2 separate regions of the Homo sapiens genome follow, and region 2 is linked to region 1. Evidence: read pairs that join two places in POLR2A ChIA-PET (ENCODE). Cell type or tissue: A673. All regions are shown on one strand. Links, peaks and the distances in the headings refer to the core of each region. The heading gives the core; the rest is flanking DNA.

Evidence for each region. Peaks named below come from ENCODE experiments on the same cell type or tissue, not always from the same donor. Only the 100,000 strongest peaks of a DNase experiment are listed, where the experiment ranks them.
Region 2: POLR2A ChIA-PET joins it to region 1 with 7 read pairs; 2 of 35 experiments call an interaction of 5 or more read pairs at or near these places.

The regions. Positions count from the first base shown.
Region 1 is chr13:30,408,850-30,419,074 of GRCh38, forward strand. No RefSeq gene overlaps it. Among named protein-coding and RNA genes, the nearest start is that of LINC01058, 8.3 kb to the right of the region's middle. In A673, for the core only: no CTCF peak of the experiment used is centred there; no DNase peak of the experiment used is centred there; H3K27ac peaks cover 2,490 bases.
Region 2 is chr13:31,006,342-31,016,566 of GRCh38, forward strand. No RefSeq gene overlaps it. Among named protein-coding and RNA genes, the nearest start is that of LINC01066, 15 kb to the left of the region's middle. In A673, for the core only: a CTCF peak has its summit at 6,505 (motif pointing left); DNase peaks (open chromatin) are centred at 5,300 and 6,490; H3K4me3 peaks cover 3,833 bases; H3K27ac peaks cover 4,000 bases.

The DNA.
Region 1 (10,225 bases), core at 4,069-8,068:
ACCTTCTCAGAAAGCGTAGCGAAAGGGGCCTGCCACCCTACTGGCTTTTCCTTTTAGGGAAATTCCATTTCCTAACGTGTCCTGTTTTGAAAGAGGCCAATTTATTGGGTAATGACGGCAGCCTGCTAGGCAGAAGTCAGGCCAGGAGCAGTCGCTTTTATTATTTTATTCAACGAATGCCTACTGATCATCTCCCGGGTGCCAGGCGCTGTCGTGGGGGTTCAGTAGTGACCAAGGACTCAGACCCTGCCTTGGCTACCCACATCACCGAAGAAATGAGTTATCAGGCGACAAGGTGACTCCTGGGGCTCAGTACTTGAAAATCCAAGACACAAGAGCGGGAAATCCTCTCTCATACCAAGAGTGCACACTTTGCCTCTGGTTAGAACAGGGGTAATGCCAGGTTTGCATTTCTTTGGACCTTTTCACTTCATTTAATAGTAACACTTGAAAACTCTTTACTGAGCGCTTACTCTGGGACTGGGACTCTGCTAGATGCAGGGAATACCGTGGAGGACAAAATTCCTTCCTGTCCTTAAGGAGCTTGCAGCCCAGCAAGGGTAGTGAGCCTGTAAACACATAAACAAGCAGAACCTAGTGTTAGGTGTCTTGACTCCACCGATTGTAGGGCACAAAAAGAACCAGGATACAGGCCCTGCGGATAGCATTGGGGTATGGGATCAGACCCAAAGCCCCATGATGCAGAGTCACATAGGAAAGCCACTATCTGGTGCTCCTGCCCTGGGAAGAACATCAGTTGTCCTCTCTCTTGGGACGAATAGAGGCATCCCAAATCGTGATCTTGGATCTGCTGTGCCTTCACTGATCCTATTCCCCTACAAATTCATTTCCCGGGAAGTTCCTAGGAACTGGTGTCAAACATCCTCATACTTTCCTTCCTTTCTCATGAAACTGTTCTAGTATCTGGCTGATATCCCCGTGTCTACCTTTACGTAGCTCAGTTTTTGTTGGGTTTTTGTTGCTGTTGTTGTTGTTTGCTTGTTTTTAATGTGCCAACATTATGTTTGGGCTTTTTTGCTTGCTTTTTGAAATAAATTTTTACAATTCAGAATTCCAGGAAAGACTTTCTTTTCTCACTTACTAGGTTAACAGAACGCTAGCCATGTGGTTCTAACCTCTGGGGATTTTAGGCAGCGAAAATCTCATCACATAGCCAGAGAAATAATCACAAATTCCCACGACACACTTCCAGGCGGTATCACAGCTCCTGGCCTGCTTGAGATCTGTGGGAGTGAGTCAGTGCTGGAGATCTGAGCTGGAAGCTGCCTGGAGTCCTTCTGCACTGATATTTTGTCCCTTTTCCTCTAAGTCAAAAACACAAAGTCCTCTACAAACATTTTTTCATTAGTTTGTTTGTCTGTTTTGCTTTCTAAAAACACCAGACCCCTGTTCAGTTTCCTCTGAGATCTGTGTTAGTATTAAACATTTAGTGCTATTTAAAAAAAAAAAAAAAAGGGCTGGGCGTGGTGACTCACCCCTGTAATCCCAGCACTTTAGGAGGCCGAGGTGGGTGGATTGCCTGAGTTCAGGAGTTCTCGACCAGGCTGGGCAACACAGTGAAGCCCCATTTCTACTAAAACACAACAAATTAGCCAGGCATGGTGGCGCATGCCTATAGTCCCAGCTACTCGGGAGGCTGAGGCAGGAGAAGTGCTTGAACCCGGGAAGCAGAGGTTGCAGTGAGCTGAGATTGCGCCACTGGACTCCAGCCTGGGTGACAGCGAGACTCCGACTCAAAGAAAGAGAGAGGAAGGAAGGAAGGAAGGAAGGAAGGAAGGAAGGAAGGAAGGAAGGAAAGGGAGAAAGAAAACTTTGGCCTCATTGAAAAAGCATAGCAGAATCTTGTTTATTCTTTTGTCTGTCTGTCCATACCAAGGTGTGACTGACTACCTAAATTGCCCTAGTAGTTACAATGGGATAATTCATTTCCTTTCTCAGCTATTGAGTGCTAAAATCATTCTCCTTGGAACAGATGCAATGTCTTATCTAGAAAAATACCCAGAAAGCAACATTTATGACTATTTATAAGGGTGATGAGCACATTGGTTATGTAGATTTAAAAAAATGAGGTACATCCTAATCATTCTTAAGATGCCCTCACAGTGATACATACTTCTCATGAAACCAAAATCTTCCTCCTCCAAATCTCACATAGTCCAAACCGTGCTTCAGAAAATGGGCATGGTTTCTATAAATCGAATCCATGGTCACATTTAAAACACTGAAGGTGTGTTCACATAGGAAAATTACTTCAGCAGACCAAATTTTAAAAATACTTTTTAATAAGAAAGAGGTGGCCTAACCTGTGACAACCTCATAAAATTTTGGAATAGGAAACAGTCTTAAGTATCATCTCATTCAAAAACCAAACGGTATCCCTGACAAGTGGTTTTCTCAAATCCGTGGAAATACAACCAGTGGCAGGGACACCCCAAGTGACCCACCCTTTCCAACTCTTAGAAATGTTTTTTTTCCACAAAGCCTGAGATTCTCAAATCTTTTTTCCTTGAGCACTCACTCATCATTCTGTCCTGGCCATGTGGGAAAAACCTCTTCCACAAAGTAGCTCCTCCACGTGTTTGAATGCAGCTCTTAGAGGCTTTTCTTTTGTAGGTTTGCAGTACGGACTCATTTTATTCCTTAAGTCCATTAAAAATTGCTTATTGTGGCTGGGCACAGTGGCTCATGCCTGTAATCTCAGCACTTAGGGAGGCCGAGGCAGGTGGATCACTTGAGGTCAGGAGTTCAAGACCAGCCTAGCCAACATGATGAAACCCACCTCTATGAAAAATACAAAAATTAGCTGAACGTGTTGGTGCACGCCTGTAATCCCAGCTACTCGGGAGGCTGAGGCAGGAGAATCACTTGAACCCAAGAGGCAGAGGTTGCAGTGAGCCAGGGTCGCACCACTGCACTCCAGCCTGGGTGACAGAACAAGACACTGTCTCAAAAAAAAAAAAAAAAAAAAAATCCTTGTTGAGGGCTGGGTGCCATGGCTCATGCCTGTAATCTGTAATCCTAGCACTTTGGGAAGCCGAGGCAGGCAAATCGATTGAGCTCAGGAGTTCTAGACTAGCTTGGGCAACATAGTGAAACCCTGTCTCTACAAAAAATACAAAAAAATTGGCTGGGTGTGGTGGCACATGCCTGTAGTCCCAGCTACTTGCGGGGCTGAGGTGGGAGAATTGCTTGAGCCCAGGAGGTCGAGGCTGCAGTGAGGCGAGATCGCACCACTGCACTCCAACCTGGGTGACAAAGTGAGACCCTATTTCAAAAACAAAAAACAAACAAACAAACAAAAACTGCTTATTGTGTACCTAGGATGGCTGAATGATGGAAAAGGAAAACAAAGCCACAGCCCTCCTGGAACATATATTCTATTGAGGAAGACAGAAAATAAACAGTTAAATAGGTACATTTATAATATAATGTAGGTAGTGATACATATATAGAAAGAAAGGCAGGGTAAAGAAACTGGGAATGAGAGTGTTTCTTTAGGTTGGGAGGTAAGAGAGGTCCTATTAAGGACATAACATTTGGACAAGGACCTGACTTTCAGAAAAATCTCCTGAACTGAGGGGATGAGCCATGTCAATATCTGGGGAGAGAAAAAAAAAAGGCCTTGAAATGATAAATGCTTGATGTCTGGGGAATACCAATGAGGCCATCAGTGAAGAGGAAACAGTGAGGGGAAAGAGGTAGGAAGTGAGCTCTGAGAGGTAGCCAGCAGGGTCACACTTTGAAAGCAGGGACATGACATGATTTCAAGAGGCTTTCCATCTTAATTACTATGTTCTCTGTATATTTTAGCTGGTCAAAGTCTCTGTAAAAGGTGGTCACCCAGAATTGCCTCCAGTATTCCAGGTGGGGCCTAACTGGCACAGAGTAAAGCAGGACCACCCCCTCCTTTATTCTGGACATTATATTTCTATTAATACATTCTGAGGCCTCCCGTCACATTTTAGAAAGTCATTTATTGAGTTTGCTGTTTTCTTTTGCATACTGCACTTTGTTGTTTTTTTTTTTTTTTTTGAGACGGAGTCTTGCTCTGTCACCCAGGCTGCAGTGCGGTGGTGCAATCTCGGCTAATCGCAACCTCTGCCTCCTGGGTTCAAGTGATTCTCCTGCCTCAGCCTCCCGAGTAGCTGGGATTACAGGTGCATGCCACCATGCCCAGCTAATTTTTTTGTATTTTTAGTAGAGATTGGGCGGGGGGGTGTCACCATGTTGGCCAGGCTGGTCTCGAACTCCTGACCTCAGGTGATCCGCCCACCTCGGTCTCCCAAAGTGCTGGGATTACAGGCGTGAGCCACTGCATGGGCGCATATTGCATTCTTAAGCCATACTTTCCATGCAGGTTTCTTCCACAACCTCACCCTCTTGTCCCCTGGCCTAAGACCTACTGACATCAAGAAGCTTCAGGAAACCTCATCCTATAAATCAAGTGGTGGCCTACTCATAGGAAAGTCCTTACAGATACTTTTTTTTTTAAAGAGATGGGTCCTCACTATGTTGCCCAGGCTGGACTCAAACAATCCTCCCGCCTCAGCCTCCCAAGTAGCTTGGACTATATATATAAGCCACTGGACCTGGCTCAGATACGTTTATGTATTTGCCTCATTCTGATGTCATTTAAATATGCCATGTTCCAAACATCATGAACTTGTTTAGTGAGCTTTTAGGGGCCAGAATGTGGAATGCTATCCTATTAAACTCTATCTTATTAAACTTGACACATTGCTCCAGTCTTTTAAGATGTTTTTGGCCTCTGGTTCTAGCATCTTAATGTATAAGCTATTCCTCTTATCTGTGTGTCAACAACAGATTTCACCAGCATATGACTTATAACAATATTGTACTGAGTGAGGCTTAAGATAGGGCCCCGTGGTAAGCCTATAAAGAACCCCGTCGAAGTTGAAATGGATCCATTACCAAGACTTTTGGGAAATGATTGTTCAACCAGCTAGCTGCAAATCAATCTAATTGTACCATGATCTACCCTACATCTCTCCATTAGCTAATCAAGAAGAACACTGTAAAATATTTTTGTCTAATGTCTTACTGAAATTTATATGCACCGCCTTGACCTTCTGCTCAACCATGCTGTCAAAGAAATTAAGTTCCACTTAAACTTTGAAGTTCCTATTTTCTTTCGTGCTGCTCTTTTACCAACTCTAGACATTTCCTCCCATTCTGGGGCTTGCGTAACTGCAGACACTAGCCATACCTGGAAGCATGCTTCCTTCTTTTCTACTGCAACTGTGCAATACACTTTTGTTTTCCTAAATGTATTATACATATAACTGGTAAACTGAGTCAACTGGGATCATCTGAATCATGTTTATTTTTATTTATTTATTTTTTTTTTGAGATGGAGTCTCGCTCTGTCACCCAGGCTGGAGTGCAGTGGCGCAATCTCGGCTCACTGCAAGCTCTGCCTCCCGGGTTCACACCATTCTCCTGCTTCAGCCTCCCAAGTAGCTGGGACTACAGGTACCTGCCACCGCGCCTGGCTAATTTTTTGTATTTTTTAGTAGAGACGGGGTTTCACCATATTAGCCAGGATGGTCTCGATCTCCTGACCTCGTGATCCGCCCACCTCAGCCACCCAAAGTGCTGGGATTACAGGCGTGAGCCACCGCGCCTGGCCTTGAATCATGTTTTAAATATACAATGAACTGCTCAATCATTCAATCAATAAAGTTATTGATCACCCCCTCCATAAGTCTAATATTTCCAAAATGAAAAATCTTTTTGTAATACAAATGTAATACTTTCTAACATGAATTTTTGTTTACCTAGGCTGAATTTTCTCAAAACATGATATGGTTTGGCTCTGTGTCCCCATCCAAATCTCATCTCGAATTGCAGTCCCCATGTGTCAGGGGAGGGACCCAGTAGGAGGTGACTGGATCACGGGGCCAGTTTCCTTTATGGTGTTCTTGTGATAGTGAGTTCTCACAAGATCTGATGGTTTAAAAGTGTGGCACTTTCCCCCCAACCCCCTGCCTTGCTCTCTCTATCTCTCTCCTGCCACCATGTAAGACATGCCTTGCAAGCTTCCCGTTCCACCACAATTTTAAGTTTCCTGAGGCCTCCTCAGCCATGCAGAACTGTGAGTCAACTCTTTTCCTTAAAAATTACCCAGTCTCAGGTACTTTTATTAATATACAGCATTGTGAGAACGGACTAATACAGATGATTAAATAATAGTAATATTCTTTTTTTAAAAAATAATTTCAACTTTTATTTTAGATTCAGAGGGCACATATGCAGGCTTGTTACATGAGTATATTGTGTGACACTGAGGTTTGAGGTTCAATTAATCCCATCACTGAGGTTCTGAGCATAGTACCTAATAGGTAGTTTTTCAGCCCTTGACTCCCTCCCTTTTTCCTCCCTCCCTTTCTCCTCCCTCCCTTTCTTCTTCCTCTGGTAGTCTCCAGTGTCTGCTGTTTCCATCTTTACGTCCACGTGTACTCAATGTTTAGCTCACACTTATAAGTGAGAAAATGCAGGATTTGGTTTTCTGTTCCTGCATTAATTCACTTGGGCTAACAGCTTCCAGCTGCATCCATGTTGCTGCAAAGGACATGATTTCGTTCTTTTTTATGGCTGGGCAGTATTTCATGGTGTATGTGTACCACATGGTCTTTATCTAACCCACCACTGATGGACCCCTAGATTGATTCCATGTCTTTGCTATTGTGAATAGTGCTGCAGTGAACATATGAGCACACGCGTCTTTTTGGTGGAAACATTTGTTTTCTTTTGGGTATGTACCAAGTAATGGGACTGCTGGGTCAAATGGTAGTTCTAAGTTCTCTGAGGCATCTCCAAACTGCTTTCCACAGTGGCTGGACTAATTTATGTTCCCATCAACAATGTATAAGCATTACATTTTCTCTACAGCCTCAACAGCATCTGTTATTATTTTTTTGACTTTTTAATAATAGCCATTCTGACTAGAGTGAGATGGTATCTCCCTGTGGTTTAAATTTGCATTTCTCTGAGTAGTGATGTGGAACATTTTTTCATGTCTGTTGGCTGCTTGTATGTCTTCTTTTGAGAAGTGTCTGTTCATGTCCTTTGCCCACTTTTTAATGGGGTTAATTATTGTTTACTCATTGAAATGTTTAAGTTCCCTATAGAGTCTGGATGTTAGCCCCTGTCAGATGCACAGCTTGTGAAGATTTTCTCCCATTCTGTAGTTTGTTTGTTTACTCTGTTGATAGTTTTTCTGTGCAGAAGCTCTTTAAATAATACTAACATTCTTGAGCAGTTCTCTAATGACCCCTTTACACTCTTAAAAATAGTTGAGAACCCCAGAGAGTTTTTGCTTATACAGGATATATCCATCAATATTTACAGTAATAGAAATTAAATCAGAAAATTATTTATTAATTCATTTAAAATAATAACAACAAACCCGTAATATATCAACATAATCAATATTTTATGAAAGATATATTTTCCAAAACAAAAAAGTTAGTGAGAAGAGTGGCATTGTTTTACACTTTTAGATGTCCTGAATGTCTGGCTTAGTAGGACACAGCTAGATCCTCATGTCTGTTTCTGCATTTAAGCTGTGGTGATGCACATGGCATATGCCTTCTGGAAAACTCCACTGTACACTCCTAAGAGAATGACAATGAAAGATGCAAACAATGTCTTGGTGTTATTATGAAAATAGTTTTGATCTGTGGGCCCCCTGAAAGAGTTTTGAGGACCTCAGAGTAGACACTGTTTAAATAATAAAATATACCTATTTTTGGCTTTGAATGTCAGAAAGCTCAGAGCTACATTTAGCAACCACTTCAGGCCTGGTATTATAGTCCTTTGCAGCTTTGCTCAACTGCAGTCTGTTTGCGACTTGCCCTTTACTTCTTTTTTTGGTGTTTACAGCTCTTGGCCATACTTTTTCTGTGTTTTTATTAGACCTTGCTTCAAATCCTTTGGAAAGCAGGTTGGGTGTTTGACAATATAGGTAATTGTGCACATATGCTTATACACATATATTTCAACACAAGTTTAAAATTATACTTTGATTTCATGTTCAATATCCACCTAGCAAACACACCTCAACAGGATGAAAATATATATGATAGTCACACAAAAAATTAAGACACTCCTCAGATTGTCTGAATGCACTTTTTACACAAAGCCCAGAGGATAGGGGTTACATTGCAAGAAATCTACTATATAAAAAGATTGGCTGGGCGCGGTGGCTCATGCCTGTAATCCTAGCACTTTGGGAGGCTGCGATGGGTGGATCACTTGAGGTCAGGAGTTCGAGACCAGCCTGGCCAACATGGTGAAACCTTGTCTCTACTAAAAATACAAAAATTACCCGGGTGTGGTGGCACATGCCTGTAATCCCAGCTACTGGGGAGGCTGAGGCAGAAGAATTGCTTGGACCTGGGAGGCGGAGGTTGCAGTGAGCCAAGATCGTGCCATTGCACTCCAGCCTGGGCGAAAAAGCGAGACTCCATCCTCCCACCTCAAAAAAAAAAAAAAAAATTCAGCTCCACCTGGGCATGGTGGCTCACGCCTGTAATCCTGGCACTTTGGGAGGCCGAGAAGGGCGGATCACTTGAGGTCAGGAGTTCTAGACCAGCCTGGCCAACATGGTGAAACCCCGTTTCTACTAAAAATACAAAAATTAGCCAGGGCTGGTGGTGGGCACCTGTAATCCCAGCTACTCGGGAGGCTGAGGCAGGAGAATTGCTTGAACCTGGAGGTGGAGGTTGTGGTGAGCCGAGATCACGCCACTGCACTCCAGCCAAACAGCAAGACTCTGTCTCCAAAAAAAAAATACAGCTCCATAATAGACAATTTATCATCCTGGAAGTTAAGCAAATAATCAAAATCTATACAGTGTTTGAACTGTTTCTCAAGCCCCCTACTTAGACATTGCCATTTTTCTGTATCAGTAACTAATTTGATGCCTATAATATACATTTGAAATGTCTGACCTCCACTCTTCTCTCTTCTTTCCTGGAGAACTGTCCGGTCATTCATGAGGATGAGTGTCCCCAGATGTGCCTGTCTCAGGGCACCCTCTCCTGGGCACACCTGATTGGATCAAGCTGTGCACCTGACCCAGGCTGGGACAACCAAATTCCCTCTCCCAGGAATCTGGTATTGGACTGAGGACAGCCACTCACCTTTGGCTAATCTCTTTAGGAGAGAAGATGTAGATGTGATAGTTGTTGAGGGATTATCCTCTGCCCAGCTACTCACAGAGAAGAAAGTGGATTGCAGAGGGAGACACGAAGCAGAGAAGAAAGCTGGAGAAGGTGGACTGTCTAGGTTCCTAGCAGCTTCTCGGGCTACCTTGAGGCCATCTGCCCTTGGACTTCATGAGATACTGCTATACTCTTCTATGTCCCTTAATGCTTACGTCAGCTCAAGTTGATTACTTCCAACCAAAAGGACTTAACTCAGACAAGGACAAAGCCAAGACCATCAGTGAGGTTTTTTTCTTTATAACCAGGTCCCTTACAGCATCCTGGGGAGCACTGTAGGTCCTAAATACACATTATTCACATTATTCACTCTCCAAAGGCTTCCATTAGGCAAAAACATCTTCTCATCCAAGGCCAACTAGATTAGGAAATGGCATTTCTTATGGCTTTCCATCCCCAGAGGGCAAATGCACAGATGACTGCAGTTAGCAATTGACTCTGTGGGTTAGTATTTGCTGAGGGCACACACCCTGAGACTTGAATGACAGAAATCCCCAGGTGCCAAGGAGGAGACTGGCAATTATGCCTCCAATCACCTCCCTGTTCTGCCGCCCTCTAAATCAGCACTCCCCACCGCGGTGACCCTCAATGACTGGCAAGACGACCCATTTTTAAAGGGCCAATTTTTAACAGCTGGAAACAATAAACGTCGTGGGAGGTGAAGATGCTGGGAGGACTGATTTCTCCTTCGCTGTTTTCAAAAGTCAAAAGATGCTGGGTGTAATGGCAACAGCCACAGAAAGTTAGCACAACTCCTGCCACGGAGCAGCTGTGTGATGGTGGCTTCCCCAGTCCCCCTCCCTGGGCCTCGGTTCTTACAGCTGCAAAATGAGGAGGTAGAATGAGATGCTCTTTAATATCCCTTTCATCTTCAACTTTCTACAATTCTTGTAAGCTGGAAAGATGTACACAGAACTTCATCTTGATTTTATTACTTGTAGTCCATCTTCTTGTGA
Region 2 (10,225 bases), core at 3,613-7,612, 600 kb after region 1:
TTTTTTCCTTTTCCCTTAGTGACCTGTGCAAATAATATAACAAAAGAGGCTTTCCTGAAGGCAGGGATCTTCATACTGTGGGTGAGATCAATGGGTCAGAAAATTGATTTACTGGAATATGACTGGCATCTAAAATACTGACCAACAGTTACTGTCAAAGTGCAGCTTCCAGCATAAGCATAAGCAGTGCGAAACTTTTGTTTCCAAGTGAAGATGGAGTCATTTGAGTCCTGTGAAATGGTCACAGTCAAGGAAGTCTGAAACCCGTTACCCTGTGTGTGATGCACTTTCAAGCATGGTGGAGCCTCAGGAGGAATCTATTGCTGGTCCCCTCTCAAGTTGGGGCACACAGAAGTCATCTGTGTTGGCTCCACTTCAACCTTCCCATTCCCAGCAAGTCTTTTTTCAGTCTGCTGGGATAATGTAGGAAGTTTTGGCAGCTGTCAGAGGATGACAGAGCTTTATGGGGCATACTTCATGGCTGAGAGTGAGTTTTTAACTGAGGCCAACCTGGGTTTTTTGTTTTTTTGGGTTTTTTTTTTTTTGCACTTTATTTATCAACTAGATACAATACAATATTGAGCTTTTTTATTGCTATTTATTTATCAACTAGCCTTATTTATCAACTAGATACATAATAAACTGTGCATATTGAATGTATACAATTTGATGAATTTGGACATATGCATACACCCATGAAACCATCATCACAAAAAAAGTAATAAACATATCCACTACCTCCAAAACTTTCCCTATGCCGTGTGTGTGTGTGTGTGTGTGTGTGTGTGTGTGTGTGTGTGTTAAGAGCACTTACTATGAGATATACCCTATTAACAAAATTGTAAGTGCATTCAGTATTGATGACTTTGGTAGTATCGTTGGCTATAGGTGCAATGCTATACAGCAGATCCCTAGAACTAATTCATCTTGCATAACTGAAACTTTATAGAGGTTCCTCAAACAATTAAAAATAGAACTACCATATGATCCAGCAATCCGACTTCTGAACGTATACCCAAAAGAACTGAAATCAGGATCTCAAAGAGATGTCTGCACACCCATGTTCGTAGCAGCACTGTTGACAATAGCCAAGATATGGAAATAACTCCACCTGGTTTCCATCCTTTGCTAATTGGGTTAGCCAGTCTGGGGACTGCAGTTACCCAAGCCATATTGCTTGTGACTGGACTATGTTTGGTGGGGTGTCTCTGAGGCCCGAGGCTCCCCATTGCCAGCTTGGAATAGTGACAGGATCTGAAGCTCCCAGCGTGAGGTGTGTGTGAGCTGGTGCAGGATCCAGTCTGTGTGGGAGGACGTGGGATGATGCCTCTTCAAAGTAAAAAGTGATGGCCTCAGTGGCACACATTTAAATTCGCTGCAGGAAAATAAGCACACAGCAGCTATTTTTAATTTGCCTTAGAACATGCAAGAGCCAGCATTGCTCATAGAGCAAAATATTGGCTTTGGATAGAGGAGATGAAGAGTTTCTGAGTTTCACTTCTCACTTCTTTGCTGAGAGACACTGGGAAAGAGCTCAGGGAAGACAGCAAGTGGCTGAACTGGGCCATTTGTGAGCCGGTACGAGTTCACCTTCAGTGTCGCCACACTCCTTTCATCTCTGAGGACCCCAAGCTTGTTCCCCTAGCACCGCAGGTCAACTCCTTCATATAGTACTGTTCCCTCTCTCAAGGTCTGCTCCCAGGCAAAGTTCTGGAAGTTGTTTTCTCAATCTGGTGTAAAAGACTGATAATAGCTTGCACGTACCTTTGCAGACGTTTTTGTATTTCGACAAGGCTGAACACCTTAATGCCAAGCTGTGCTGCTCCAGTTGGCCTGCCCGGCACATCAGTGGGCAGCGTGTCTGTAAGGGGAGGGGCCTTTCCTGACACAGCTGGAGCACAGCATGTAGTAGCTGTTTATTCCACCTCGGCAGACAGTCAGATTTAGTTGACACTACTTAGAATTAGATTTTTAAAGCTGGAAAGAACCTGGTCGAATTTCCTTCCATTAAAGATAAAGAAACAGACCTGGAGGCCTGATGTCACTTCAGTTCAATTCAACAGGTGTTTTCTAAGCACCTACTGTGTGCCAGACACCAGCCTGACATAAGAGAAGCAATGAGTGATATGATACGGCACTTGGCCTCCGTCTTCCCACCCTCACACGGTCAGGCGGGGCAGATGCAGGACTGCATTCTTGCTTCTGCAGGCAGGTGCACTAAGAGTGGGCAGACAGACCACCAGTAGGGCCAGTGTTGGAAATCATTCTTCAATTTGCTAGAACTGTGAAGAATGACTCATACAGCACTCCCAGAAGGGTACCGTCATTGTCATATCTCTGAAATCTTGGGAAATAAAGTTAGATCTCAAATGTAGGGATTAGGGACACAAACCCAGGAAGTTCATAACTGTAAACTTCTCTCAATTCAGTTGAATTCAACAAACATTTGTTGAGTGCTTATTTGTGCCCATTACTGAGAAGGGTACCAAGAGCACAGAAAATACCTGTTGAATTGCTAACATAAGAAAGTCTTGTGGCAAAGCGTGATGTGGTTTTCAAACTGCAGCTCTCTGCCCCCTAGTGAGTCATGACATCAGCTTAGTGTATAGTAGACACAACTTAGGCGTAGAGAAAAGGAAATAGAATAGAAAAAAATAAGAGCACTTTACACAAATTAAAGGTCAATAGTGTTTCACAAAATATGGTGTATATGTGAGTGTGTGTATATAATCAATAGCATGTGTGCATATATATGTTTAACAGATTCTTACTGAGGATTATGATATAAGAGAAAATTTGTAAGTCATGATTTACAACACATACCATAGGAAGAGGTGATGCTTCAGGCTATGTGCCTGTGGTAGAACCAACTAGAATGTAAGTTAATAGACAGTGTATCAGTTATGGATTGCCAGAGTCATGCTGCATAACACATTACCACAAAACCTCAGTGGCACACAAGAGTACTCACTGGTTTTCTCAGGTGCCTGCTCATCAGCTAGAGAATTCTGTTGGCCATAGTTAGCTGGATCACACATCTGAAACCCGGCAGGCCATTGGCTGACCTAAGATGAGCTTGGCTGGGAACCAGGGCACCGTGGCTTGTTCCGTGTATCTCTCCTCTTCCAGCAGACGAGCGTGGGCATGTTCTCAGGGAGATCAAATGAGAGAGAGGACACACACATTGTGCATACCTTTTAAAGCCTCTTTGGCATCATGTTTTCTAATTTTCCACTGACCAAAGTCACAAGCCAAGCTCCAAATTATATGGCAAAGAGTGTGGGCCATTTTTACAGTTTACCACAACAATAAGCAGTAAGGTTGGATTTGCTCTGATTCATCCTGTCCCCAGACTCTTGGCTTTCCCTTTTTTTTATCTTGATTTGAGCATCTGGTGCCTACAACTCCAGAGGGTATGGCTAGAGCCTTTATTCCCTTTGCAACCTAATAGGTGAAAAAGTTACAGATGGACAGCAAGGAGGGGCCCTAGGGAGACCCACTAGAAAGAAGATACAATACAGGACCTGGCAGGGACCTGGCATCTCCTGGCAGGGCAGGGCTGGGTGGAGGGCAGTCAGGAGAGAGGGTGTGAGGGAATCTACAGGAGGGAATTTGACAACTTGGAACATCCTTGTTCTTCCCAATTTTGTATTCAATTCAATCAACTTGTTCCAGGAAGAGGATAAATTAATCCCATTTCTAATGTAGAAAAAAACAAGCCTTCTATTCCTGCCACTAATCCGTGATGTGACCTTCGACAAGATACTTCTCTGGGTCTCAGTTTCCCCACTGTAAAGGAAGGGGGATGACTCTATGGGTTGGATGGTGCCTTCCAGCTTCGTCTTCTCTGCCTTCCTCCAATGCCTTGCTCATGGTACAGATGCATTGCTTAAGGCCCACTCCACCCTCCAGTGCTCAGGACACAGAGCTAATCCATCCTAACCTTCCCTATTAGGGTGGTCATTGCCCTAATAGCCTTCTCAACATCCCCCTCCACTGCTATAGCTGACCAGTGTATACAGGCAAGATGAGCTCTGCCATGCTTATTTGGTAAAGCTGGAGGAAGCAACTCTCTTTATTTCTAAGCCACTAAGAGGCCATGGAATATACCCAAGCAGCTGGAAAAGCAGCAATGTACTCATTTCAGATTAATTTAGAGAAGCGAGCTGGAAAATGCTTGGGCCGTGCCTTGCAACAAATTTGGATCCTCTTAAAAGCTCACATAAGCTGTGATATCCTGATGGTAGGAAGTCTTTAATACTCACTGGGGGAAGGGGAAGGATCTGACTCTTTAAAGGTCACTGTTACTTTTAACTATTTTAAAAGAATAATAAAGGAAGAACACCTTCAAGTAAAGGCATTTAAGGTTCATTTCTAAGGGACCAGCAACTTGGGTTAGAACAATTTACACTAATTTTACACTGGATGAGAAGAGAGGTGATAGGGGACATTAGAGACCGGCAAGTCCACACTGCTCCCCCTCTGCTCATCCATCTGTGCTGTCCCTGGAGGTAGCTGGGGACCTCAAGCAGAGTCTGGAGAAGGGGGCTTGAGTGACCAGTGAGCAGCGTGGCTCTCCTGTGCTGGGATCCTGGTTCCAGCACTTACTAGCTGTGGGAAGCCTGGCAAGTTCATCAACCTTTCTGTGCCTCAGTTTCCTGATCTATAAAATGGAGACAATAATTGTATCTCTCCTACAGAGTTGATGAGAGGATTAACACAAACGTGCATGTAAAAGACTCAATGCTTGGCACATAATAACCTCAACAGAGGCTAGATATTAGTGACAGTGCTGTCAAGCCTGCATTCATTATTTTAAAATTAAAGTACTTTTCTAATTTTTGGCTCCTAACATGGCTAAAAAGACAACCCTCTTTCAAATTTCAGCTTGTGTTGGGTTTGAAAGTCCCCAGCACAATCGCCCCCACCATTTTTTCCCTCCTTCCCTTGCTTAAGCAATATCTGGTCTCCATTTTTACACAAGTGGTTTAACAATCTAGATTCACTGACGAGCTCCCCTTAGACTTCCCTCCTTTCCTCTTCATCTGGACAAGCTGCTGGGGAATCCTCTGAATTTCAACCCCGGGGAAGCCCCAAACCTTCTGGAGTCACTTTCTCTTTTAGAATCTTAAGACCATTGATTATATCTGTCTATTTTCTGAAGCTGTAGAGACAGCCACTCAAGAAACAGAATTTCAAAAGGATACTATATTCGATGAATTAGTCAATTCCCTTGTGGTAGACATGAAATTATCCCTAAACCACCCCAACAGAGGAGACTCTTACAGTGAGAGGCAAAGAGATGCTGGGTTTTAACAATAGGAGAGCTCATTTGCAATGCAAATGAGCAACCAGCAGGCAAATGAACCCTTATGGGAAAACCACTCTAATCATAAAACCTATTTGCTTTGGGGAAACTGCAATGTAAGGACAAGCAGAATCATAGCTCCGTGAATTCCCTCTAATATAGGATATTAGGGAATTATCCAGGTAGTTTTCTATGAAATTGTGCTTGAATGAAACAAAATGCATTGCTGGGCGGTAGATAATATCTTTAAAAATTGAATCCACAATTGCAGACTAAATTATTTATGGTTGTCACTATAGCTGTGATAGTTTGGATATGAAATAGTCAGGCCTTTCCCTTTGTTTTTATTTGTAGGAAAACAAGTCATTCAAGCTTTTTAGTGATACAATGTGACTTGCTGTCGATGGCAGTTACGAATTTCCAAGCCCTGCCAAGCACAGGAGTACCCAGAAGGGACATATGTTTTCTCTGCTTTGTGTTCCAAATTTGCCTTAAAAACATGCAATTATGTGAAGGCCTGATATATATTTTCAAGGAAAAGCACAATAATGGCCCTGTTTTCTAGCTGTGTTTCTCCAAAACGTATTTATATTGCTGCCTTTAAAAAAGAAGTTGGCTAATGATCACTGGATTTTTGCTTTCCTTCGTGACATATGAAAATTTGATGGGGTCTGTGAGATTTAAGAACTGTTTTCTTAAGTGCAAAGGAAATTTAGTTAACATAGTGTGTGCCAAGAGCCTGACAAATCTTCTGTAGTTACCTTTCATCCATTTCCTTATTTTTGTGAAGGGTGGGAGAAGGGAGGCAGGAAGTGAGAGAAGATGTGGCCAGAGGCAGTGATGGTAGCGTGACCCCAGAGGACAGACAGCAAACCTCAGCCGGCTCCTAAGGCATGACAGGTGTGGGTGTGTCATGCTTGTTGGTGGAGGTGGGGTGAGGTGGGATATTTGTTGCGGATGGCTCTGAGGAGAAGTTGTGAAGGGAAAAAGGCTTTTTGGTTGCATTTTATGCTTAAATGAAAATTACTGTAAAACCCTTTATAAATTATATAATCACACTCCCTTTAGATTTCATGCCCTTCATTGCTATTATTAATGATGGCTTTCACTCCACTGTCTCAGCAGCATTTCCAGGAAATTTATTGAGACAAGATGAGTTAGTCTCTTTCTGGATTGGGGAGCCCCCTCCTGGGAGGTAGGGCAATTTTTGTTGTTGCTGTTTTTTTCTTTTTCAGTGATGAAGGTAGAGAAAGGCAAAAGGCCAATTCCACATAAAATGCTAGTTAGTGGACAGGCAATCCATCGCAGTAAAAAAATTTCAGGAAGTATTGAAGCTAAGACGAAAAAATATTCAGGTACAGTGGAAAAAATGAAAGTTTGTGGTAGAGATAACATATAGGCAATATATTTTGATTCCTTTGTACAAATCTGCAAAACAAATGTGTTTTATGTAACTTATGGACTAATAAAGTATTTATATCTGATATTTAGAATTGTAAGGGCTCAGAAAAATACAATGTGAAAAACTGTGACAGTAGCATGTCTTTCCTATAATTTTCCAACCTTAAGAGAAATAATTTTCAAATCCTTAAAAGTTGTTTCACCTTCTGGATTTCACATCTAGAACTCAGGAGAAGTCGTATAGGTGTTCTTAGAGACCGGATCTTTTTATTTTTATATTTATTTATATTTATTTATTTATTTTGAGACGGCGTCTCGCTCTTTCACCCAGGCTAGAGTGCAGTGCCGCAATCTCGGCTCACTGCGAGCTCCGCCTCCTGGGTTCACGCCATTCTCCTGCCTCAGCCTCCTAAGTAGCTGGGACTACAGGTGCCTGCCACCATGCCCGGCTAATTTTTTGAATTTTTAGTAGAGGTGGGGTTTCACCATGTTAGCCAGGATGGTCTCGATCTCCTGACCTCGTGATCTGGCCTCCTCTGCCTCCCAAAGTGCTGGTCGTGAGCCACCGCGCCCAGCCAAGACAGGATCTTTTTATTAAAGCTTAGACCCAAGTATGTTTTTCTCATGTGTTGTGTGCGAGCCTGGTAAACTCTCATCTGCTTTTTTGGATCCTAGAGAAGGCTTTGGCCAAAGAACACTTTGAATTAACTCAGTGGTAATGTCTTTTGTCTGATAAGGGAAATGGCTCTCAGTTTGATGAAATATCTTTTGCATGTATTTAAATACTGGTAAGATATTTCTCCCAGTTAACTTCTGAAATTACTTCCTGGGTTCCGTTCTTGCCAGAAGAGCCCTACAAAGAATTTTCAAGTAGAAACTTCAGGCTACATGTGTCTCCACTCTAGACCTGGGTCCTTGGTTTTGTTCCCCGATGAAAAGTAATTGTGAGGCCATTCAAGTCACAATCTGAAAGATGCTTTAATTTTATAAAACGGCAGATCTCCCAGTAGCTTTGGTGTCAGTCTGAGTTTTACAGGAGGGGCCACCACCTTGGAGACTGGTACACAGAGATTTCAGGAGATGATTCTATTGGAAGAAAAGCCAATTTCCTCCTTTGCTGTTTGCCTCAGGCCTCATGAGACAGTGTAAGAACATCAGAGCCTGACTTGGCTGTACTCACTGGTGATAGTTTATTCATTCTAAGCCAGATGTTTGGGGATTTTCATTTATAAAAGGCAAATTGGTGAGACAGTAGCTAAGAGACTGAAGGTGAGTAGGAGGTATTCTCTGGTGATCCGTTTATTGACTAAAAGAGATCCAGTTTCACTAACACCAGAGTTCCTCCATCCAATGGCCACAGCTTGAGAAAATTTACCCCAGAAAAAGAGATGGCAGGTCAGTTCCCCCAAGGCCTCCTCCTGGCTCAGCATGGGTGAGAGATGGGCTGGAGAGCAGAGGATGTGGCACAGGCAGCTCTAAAACAGAGGACCCCTGACAGGGGACAGAGTCTTTGGAATCTGACACAGTAAAATATTTGTAGACTGCCTTTTCTCATTCAGTCTAGTTCCTGATCCTTTTTTTGAGGGGGTGCGGAAGCTTCCTCTTTTCTCTCTCAAGTCAAAGCCTATCCTATCCTCCCTCTCCTCCCACTACCTCTCTACCTCCTCCTTCCTTCCACCCAGTAAAGCCAACCCTACCCTAGAATTTGGGGTTGTGGAATCAATTGAATTGGCATAGAGACTCACAACAGTGAGGGCTGGAATATCCAAATTACCTGGAGGCTCAGCTTATCTCACTGGACTCATAAAGAGAGAAATTATGGGTTTCCAGAAATTGTATTTTGTAGATATTACTATTAGCATTATACATTTTTAATTTATTTTCTTTTTGTTTTGATAAGATAATATCAAATGACCCTTGAAGAGTTACAAAGCTTAAATGCACCCTTTCAGGTAGGAATTGGCCAGGTGAACTTTCCAAATATTCATCTGGGTAATTTGATTTTCTTTTTGAAGATTGATTTTTCAGTGAAAATCCTTTTAATTCTATAAAACAGCAATGCAGATTAAATTCTTTTTAAACTGTCACTTCTTAATGGAATTAGAAACAAATTGTGAATGCATCAGGGAAATGAACAAAAGAGATACATGTTAGAAATTGACAGAGTTTAGGTAAGTCTAATTAGACATTCAATTCTTTGGACTTTGGCTCCTAGACTAAAGAAAATGCAGCTATGTTCATAGCTAATTATTCTTTTTTGCTTTCAGGAGTATGAAAAGAGAGGAAGACAGCTGCTGGATCTGGAAACTTTCAAATGCATAATGAAACAGAGTATGAGGTCACAGAATAAAGTAAATGGGTTTTATAAACATTGGCTCATTGAAACCACAGTTAAAACTTTAACCATATGAACCAATTAGGCCAGATGATCTATCTGTAAGATCATTCTCAGCTCTGAACTGTAATTTCTACTTAAAACCCATCTGATTTACTGAACTGTTTACATGGTAAAATATATTTAAATTACTTAGTACACTAGACCAACAAGATATTTAAAGACTTATGTTAAAAACGAGAAAAGGCCGGGCGCGGTAGCTCACGCCTGTAATCCCAGCACTTTGGGAGGCCAAGGCTGGCAGATAGTTTGAGGTCAGGAATTCAAGACCAGCCTGACCAACATGGAGAAACCCTGTCTCTACTAAAAATACAAAATTAGCTGGGCATGGTGGCCCATGCCTGTAATTCCAGCTATTCAGGAGGCTGAGACAGGAGAATCGCTTGAACCTGGGAGGCAGAGGTTGCAGTGAGCCGAGATCGAGCCTTTGCACTCCAGCCTGGGCAACAAGAGCGAAACTCCATCTCAAAAAAAAAAAAAAAAGGAGAAAGACTTTTATTACATCACTGGTTTTATACGTATTTTTGTCCGGAGAGGTTGGGCATTTCCCTTACCTCCATCTGCTGGAATTAGGTATTTTAAACTTTTTCTCTGCCACCTTGGTTAGCCTAGAATATGAAATCTTAATGAATAAGGTTGCACTCATATCATAAAATAAAATATATATTATAAAGGAACAAGCTGTTTAAGCTCTATTTGTTAAGGTTTCATGATTATGTCTGAAATTATAGGAAAAAAGTATTCAAGGTAAAGCTCTATGATCTTGTTCCTGGAGTTTGAACAAAAATACACTCTTGTCAGACTGTAGGCTGGTGAAGTCCCCAGGTGCCCTTTTCAAGGGCAGAGCCCCAGATTCCATGGCTACCGTGGGAGTTTAGGTGTGCTTAGCATTTCACTTGCTGTGGGAAAAGGAATGTTAAATAACACATATTTTTTAAAAGTGTCCCTTTCTGTCTTAGTCTTTTCGGGCTGCTATAACAAAACACCTTAGACTTGGTGGCTTATAAACAATAAAAATTTGTTTCTTACAGTTCTGGAGGCTGCAAAGTCCAAGATGAAGGCAGATTCACTGCCTGGTGAGGAGGGCCTGCTTCCTCGATCCAGGACAGCACCGTCTCACA